Regions from separate parts of the Homo sapiens genome. Here regions 1 and 3 are each linked to region 2. A link is a loop called in an ENCODE intact Hi-C map of the cell type or tissue named here. Cell type or tissue: endothelial cell of umbilical vein. All regions are shown on one strand.

Evidence for each region. Hi-C counts contacts between places; a loop is a spot of excess contacts. Peaks named below come from ENCODE experiments on the same cell type or tissue, not always from the same donor. Only the 100,000 strongest peaks of a DNase experiment are listed, where the experiment ranks them.
Region 1: it touches region 2 in a loop (5-fold over the local background); 1 of 110 quality-filtered maps calls a loop at or near these places.
Region 3: a loop joins it to region 2, with 6 times the contacts of the local background. A loop is called at or near these places in 1 of 110 quality-filtered maps.

What each region holds. Positions count from the first base shown.
Region 1 is chr5:59,647,837-59,650,336 of GRCh38, reverse strand. All of the region lies in intron 1 of PDE4D (phosphodiesterase 4D), which reads left to right. Among named protein-coding and RNA genes, the nearest start is that of MIR582, 55 kb to the left of the region's middle. In endothelial cell of umbilical vein, no CTCF peak of the experiment used is centred here; a DNase peak (open chromatin) is centred at 1,046; H3K27ac peaks cover 1,484 bases.
Region 2 is chr5:59,561,672-59,564,171 of GRCh38, reverse strand. The region is part of intron 1 of PDE4D (phosphodiesterase 4D); the gene reads left to right. LOC107986347 (a long non-coding RNA gene) reads left to right here. Exons shown (of 2, transcript XR_001742409.2): 1 at 1-2,500. Among named protein-coding and RNA genes, the nearest start is that of MIR582, 140 kb to the left of the region's middle. RefSeq lists an enhancer at 624-1,274. In endothelial cell of umbilical vein, no CTCF peak of the experiment used is centred here; a DNase peak (open chromatin) is centred at 1,251; H3K27ac peaks cover 2,073 bases.
Region 3 is chr5:59,759,720-59,762,219 of GRCh38, reverse strand. The region is part of intron 1 of PDE4D (phosphodiesterase 4D); the gene reads left to right. Among named protein-coding and RNA genes, the nearest start is that of MIR582, 57 kb to the right of the region's middle. In endothelial cell of umbilical vein, no CTCF peak of the experiment used is centred here; DNase peaks (open chromatin) are centred at 989, 1,329 and 2,099; H3K27ac peaks cover 2,354 bases.

The sequences.
Region 1 (2,500 bases), 86 kb before region 2:
AGAGCTTCTGAGGCTTTTCTATGACTAAAAGAGCAATTCTTTTATTGACTACCATAAACATTAGATTTACTAAAAGGAAAAGGTGTTTTAAATTGAACCACCCCTCTAATTTATTCATCTTAGTTCTGAAAACATGTAGGTAAGAGTTAATCATGTTACTGAATCTAATTTAAAAAGTGAGAGGGAAAGTACTGAATATTTTTCCTCTTTGAAATTACATGTTGTTTGCAATATTAGCCTGCCTGTATTTTTCATGTAAACCTTTTGTACATTGAAAACAAATTCAAAATAAAGAACGTTTGTTTTCAGGCTCAGACCTTAAGAACTGATGGTCTTTTCTTTTACTTCTACACAAAAGTCTAAGCAGTTCTGAAGAAACACTACAGTGACATTGGGTCATTGCTAAAAAAAAAAAAAAAAAAAAAAAAAAAGGTTCACAAACTATCAACATTTTAACAATCTAATAGTTGATTGTTGTTTCCCAAATTGGTGATTTTGAATGATTATTTTATGTAGAATGGAACTGTGTCTTTTTCTTCATTCATGCAACAAACATTTCCTGATGGATACCAAGCAACGGTGACAGGTAAGCATGCCATCCTAGATCAGTGTTATATAACTCCCAAGCTTCAGTGAAGGCCTCATTTTTGTTATTACAAACTGCCTCTCTGGGACCTCATGAAGGTACTATTCCTGTTTCGGGAATAGGTCTATCCATCCTTGTCTTTTTGTTTCCTGTCTTGATTCTACAATCTCCCCTTTGGCCATTACCATCTCAAAATCCTGCTTCCCAAGGTAATCCGTCTAGCTTTTCTAATCTTCTGGCTTCCCATTACTCATTTCAATTCCTTCTTCTGGCTCCCTGTTGCTTTCCTAACCAATTTCAATTACTTATCCTTATCTTGAAGGCCATTCACCACTCTGCCCTGCTGACGTGTTTTTCTTATCACCCAAGATTCCTCCCCCGGCTCACACTTCTGCATGCAAGCACGTTCCCAAAGTATGAAAATGCTTTGGATTTATATCATGCTGTTGCCTTGAAGAGTTTTATTCTCTTCCTCATATCTTCTCAGAGAAGAAAGTAATTTGGCTGTGGTTCAAAATTCACCAAGGCAGTAAAATCTTGTGTTTTGTACACAACTTCCTTTCTAATGACCTCTCCCTTTCTTCACCTCACATTGGGCATTCACTCATAACTATTTAAGGGCCTTCTCTTAGGCGGCTGCCCTGTTTTCAGGTTGTGCCCTATGTGGTCACAAGTGGCTATTCTTAATAAATCATAGAATCGTAGAATTTAAGTACTGACAGGGATTTCCTATATATAAGAATCCAACTTCCTACTCTGCAGAAATCCATCTCAGAACATTCTCAATGCTTAAAATTGCCTTTTCGGGAGAGAACATCAACTCGTAAGACAAGCTCTTTCCTTGTTGCCTAGGACTCATTTTTAGAAAAATATTCTTTGTAATGAATTGTTTCCCTGCCACTTCCTCCCTTTGGTATGAGGCATGTTGCCAGAAAGATACAAAATAATTCTAATAATCTTTCTTAGCCTTGATAATGCAAGAGAATACAGCAATAATTTCCTCCATTAAACCTTATTTTTTTTTTTTTTTGAGGTTAGATGCCTAAATTACTTCAAGGATTCTTCTTGTGGAAGCATTTTTGAGAATTTTCTTGTCTTTCTGCACCTCTGATTTGGTAACTTGACCAGCAGACTTCACAAGAAGCTTGCTGTCAGTGTTAGTCCAAACACAACCTATCAGTTAGTGTGTTTAGTCATTAATATTTAAGAGTGTTTTCATAACCTTTAAATTAATAATTAGTCATCTTTATTCTTTAATGACTACAGAAGCTCACATTCATAGTATTTTGGTAACTAAGGTATCCATAGGCTCAAAAACTCTTCAAAATTATTGTGTAATGAAAATGTTAACCATATTTAAGAGAGTGACTTGGAAAAAGGCCTTGTTTTTCAATCTCATATTTTGAAGAACTATTGAGATGTCACTGAATAGTATTTTTAGAATTTTTGAATTGCTCACACATGAGCACTTGGGGAATTGGTCAGTGAATATATCTCCTGAGCACTTTGTTCCTTGAAATTATCAAATCCTTCTTGGAATTTCTTTTTCTCTCTCTCGTGATGTGTGGGTGGGACTGGGACATTACCAACACAATTAGAACTTCATTTCTTTTTCTTCTTAGTGAAATTTATTTTCTAAAAGGTTTGTGTGTTTCACTCTATTAGCAGTTCTGGAATCATCCAAGAGTCTAAGTAGATGTAGCAGAGCTCTTATGGAAACTCTGGATATATACATAATCACACAGAGAATTTGTATTTAATTTTAGAGTTACATGTACCACTGGAATCACATTCATATTTCTATTACAGTGTAGTGATTCTGGGTTAAGAATCACTGATTTAGTTCTACCTCATTTTACATATACCTTTTCCTGCAAAGATATATAAAAATAAAATCATATGAATAAGTTATGT
Region 2 (2,500 bases):
GAATAGTGTTTTGAAATAGCATTTTTCTATCCCTGCAGATAGGAAAACTAGAAAACAAAGAATAAGTAACTTCCCCAAGCTCACATGACTTGTAAGTGGCAGAGCTGGGATTTGAACCCAAGCCCCTCTGAAGCTAAAGCCTGTAGAGTACATGCTCCCTTCCTCCACATCACACTGCCCCTGCTTGTTCACACTCAATGTGAGAATCCACTTCTCAAGTTTGTCTTGCTTATTCCAACCTGTTTTGCAATGAATCTCTTTCAACAGCTCTATAGTTCCTGGCACTCACTTGGCATCCATCATTTTCTATGTTGTCATGTTTGGTATCTTTTCATGTATGTAATGTGCATCTCTTCTTAGGAGTAAGACCAGAACTTTTCTGCTCTGCAGTTTTCTCCCTGTGAGGGATGGTGAAACTTGGTGGCTAAGAGCATGGTTTATACAGACAGACTTCTTAGGTTTATATTCTGGCTCTCCTCTGTACTTGCTGTATCAGCTAGGGCTGATGTCTTCACTTTTTTATGATTCCATTTCTACCTCTGTACAATAAGGCAAATATGAATACTTACCTCAGAGTGTTGTTGTGAAGATGGAATGAATTAATGGCCATAAAGCACTTACAGCTGTGTCTGGTACATAGTGACCACTCACTAATGGTCACTTATAATTCCTTCACAACCTGTAAGGGTCCTTTCCACCCAGGTGATGTCCCTATGTCTCAACTGAATGACTGGTTAGGGATATCTTTCCATGGGCTACTGTGGCTGCAGATAATTGCATTCTTATTTGAGAGTTATGTTAACTAGTGTGGGCTTTTATTTGCTTCTCTCTTTCTATCAATGAGTCCTGCTGCTTCAACCCTGGGTTAACTGAAATTTGAAACCTTTTTCTACTCAAATTCCTTTGATGCTGAAATTCCTCTGCGGTCACAGCTAAGCACTTTGTGTGGTAACCTTCTCTTCTGTCCTCAGGCCTGCTGAGATCATCTGCTCAGCAGCATGTCTGACACCTGTTGCCACCTCACCCAGCCACTTCCTTGGTGACCTGGCAATGCCCAGAGGGGCCCTGCCAGCTTGGAGCCCTGTGGCAATGCTGTTTGATTCAGCAAACTGATAGCCTTCTGACATCCTTTCTTCATTTTAGCAGCCAAATCACATGCACCTTAATATTTATCAATAGCTAAGCAACACCGGAAGGAAGTGAGACAGAGCCTCTGGGCTAGTCACTATCTCTGATTTTACAGAATGGTTAAGCCAGGTGTAAAATATCTCACAATAACATGCCCTGTTGTCCTGAGGATTCAATTCCACCGAGATATAATTACCATATGAGGAAGTGAGAAATAGGGTTTCTTTCTAATACACAGAAAATAGAAAATAAGATGCTTTTCTTGGCCACTGTTATCAGTTTCCTGTTAAGGTTCTGCTTTGTTTAAAACAGTCCTGTTTTGCTTAAAAACAAACTCTAAGGAATTTTTCTAAAACATGACTCAACCTAACTAGGTATATATACTGTACTTTAAAGTGAACATATTTGAAATAATTGTGAGTGACAAAGAGACGGAAAAACATAGATTTTGAAACTAGCATTATTCTAATGATTTTTATCCCAGTGGTTTATTTGGAAATGAATTTCCATTCACAACATCTTCATTTGTCTTCTAATTTTCATGCAATTTGAAAGGGTTAGTTTCCTTACCCACAGGATCATCCTGGTCAAATCTCAAAAGATTGGCTAGGGCATTCTGATTTTACAGGCAAATTTATATTTTGCCGTTTCAGGAAATAATTCCTTCATGGTTATCTTTTATAAAGAGCTTATTTGTATAATATATACACATAGTATATATCAAATAAAAGATCTGGTGTTATAAACATAAGAATAAGCAATTTCCCTTTTGTGATAGGAATATGAAATTCCTTCTGGTAGAGGACGTTTAAGAGCATGTCCAAAGAATGGCTAATCAATGAATTCTCTCATTTTGTAAGGAGACACTTAGATGCATTTCTGAAAAAAACAAAACAAAACAAAACAAAACAAAAAACACTTTGGGCTTTCTCTGTATTCTTCAAGCATTTCTAAACATTTATTGACATATGCAGTAGAGAAAAACTGGTATCAGGAGGAAGGCAGTAAGTAGCCAGCAGTCACAAGGTACAAAGAATAAAATGCATGCAAACATGTACAGTATTCACTTTCAGGAGTTAATCTACATTTTATTTAATTTTTTTTTTTTTTTTTGACAGCGTTTCACTCTTGTTGCCCAGGCTGGAGTGCAGTGGTGCGATCTCAGCTCACTGCAACATCTGCCTCCCGGGTTCAAGCAATTCTCCGGCCTCAGCCTCCCAAATAGCTGGGATTACAGGCATATGCCACCATGCCTGGCTAATTTTTTTGAATTTTTAGTAGAGACGGGTTTTTGCCATGTTGGTCAGGCTGGTCTCAAACTCCTGACCACAGGTGATCTGCCTGCCTCGGCTGCCCAAAGTGCTGGAATTAC
Region 3 (2,500 bases), 200 kb before region 2:
ATATACACATATACGCATATGTGTACCCATATACATATATATACCTGTGTACCTATATATACACACACACACATATATATATCTATATACCTACATATATATACACACATATATATATACCTGGATCATTTTTTAAAATGCTCAACAGTACACACATGTAACAGCATTTCAGTCAATGGTGGACTGCATATTTGATGGTGGTCCCATAATATTATAACGGACCAGAAAAATTCCAATCACCTAGTGAAGTCATAGCACAATGCATTAATTACTCTTGTGTTTGTGGGCATGCTGGTGTAAACAAACCTACCATGCTGTCAGTCCCATAAACATATAGCATATATAGTTATATATTATACTTAATAATAACTATGTTGCTGGTTTATGTATTTATGTATTTTACCATTGTTTTAAAGAGTACTCCTCCTACTTATATACAAAAGTTAACTATAAAACAGCCTCAGGTAGGTCCCTCAGGAGGTATCTAGAAGAGGGCATTGTTCTCATAGGAGATGACAGCTCCATGCATGTTATTGCCCCAGAAGAGCTTCCAGTGGGACAAGATATGGAGGAGGAAGATAATGATACTGATGATCCTGTCCTTGTGTAAGCCTAGGCTAATGTGTGTTTGTGTCTTAGTTTCTAACAAAAATATTTAGAAAGTAAAAAAAAATTAAAAATAAAAGCTTATAGAATAAAGATATAGAGAAAATATTTTTGTGCAGCTGTATAATGTTAGTGTTTCAAGTTAAGTGTTATTACAAAAGAGCCAAAAAATTAAAAGAAAATTAAGAGTTGTATAAAGTAAAAAGTTACAGTAACCAAAATTAACTTATATCAAAGAAATAAAAATATTTATAAATTAAGTGTAGCCTAAGTGTACAGTGTTTATAAAGTCTATAGTAGTGTGTGGAAATGTCCCAGGCCTTCACATTGACTCACCACTCACTCACTGAGTCACCCAGAGCAACTTTCAGTCCTGTAAGCTGCATTCGTGGTCAGTGCCCCATACAGGTATATCATTTTTTATCTTTTATACTGTATTTTTAACTGTACCTTTTCTATGTTTAGATATACAAATACTTAACCATTGTGTTATGATTGCCCACAATAGTCAGTAGAATAACATGCTGTACAGGTTTGTAGGCTAGGAGCAATAGGCTATACCATCTAGGTTTGTGTAAGTACACTCTAACATGTCTGCACAATGATGAAATTGCCTAATGACACATTTCTCAGAACTTAGAATAAGCAATGCACAACTCTGTGTCAATTTGCCTCTAAAAACCCAGCTGTTTATACTCTTAAAATATTGTTACTATAGCTGTCAGTATCACACTCCAATCTAAGTGAATGTCACAATGAAAAACATTGAGTCATTTTACTATAACGGAAATGAAGATGTAATTTCCTGAATTTAACAGTCAATTTAGGCTACATAGTGAAATATTTTCAAGCTACTTTGAAAACATTAACCATTAAAAACTAATATTCATGGGTAGCATTCACTAAGATGCATCAGGTTTGTTATTTATGATATATCTCTCAAAAACATTTTTAATTCCAAATATAATTAAAACCAAATACAGTTTTCTAATATAAGTAATTTCATGGGGATTATATTCCTGATTAAGGACTAGATGAAAACATTGTCAATTTATACTGTGCTCGATGCACTGAATGGAGGAAAATGTTCCAGCGTGTATATAAGCGAAATTAGGTAGTAGGATATCTTTAGGAATCATGGTGACTAGGTAATACTCAACTGTATAATTTTTATAATTCTTGTATACACATATGTATTTTTAATTAAAACATATCCAACAGTAGAAGAAGTACTTAGTAACAATCTTAACAACAAAATAATTTCTTTAGGTGGACTTTCAAAAGGCCTTTTAGGAGACTTTTAATAAATCTTAAATGTGTTTAGGAAGCTAAATAAGTGATTTTGGCCATATTTTTTGTTTACTATAAATTTCTCTTTATCAGGCATTGGCATTAGATGTAAAGTTGCTCATATTTAAAAGTAAACATTTGCTTTCTGAGTCATTATTTCTTCAGCAACTGTAGTTGTTTTTATGGTTGTTAAGAGAAATATAAATTTGCAAGTCATAGAAGGGGAAAGAAACCATTTGTCACCTATAAAAGAGAAATACAGCCACTTAGAGTTTGTAGAGTAAAAATACACATATACACACACAAACAACTGAGTAGATTTTCAAAGCCATTATTTAGTGATTTCTCTTTGAGGTCTCTTTCTCCCTCGTTCCATCTCTCTTACTTCTGCCCTGCTTAGCTTTAAGGTTATCTTTTCTCTGTCTCTTATGGTAATAATACCCGGAGAAGAGCATTGCTGCCAGTCTCCTGGGAACTAGGAACCCAGAGGAGGGCTGTAGGCAAAGTGTAATACCAGAAGGTGGGGAGCAAGTTTCTGGGGGAAATCATCTGAGAAGCACACCAGGAAGTGCTGCTGGAATGTTTGGGGAAGACCAGTCAGCCC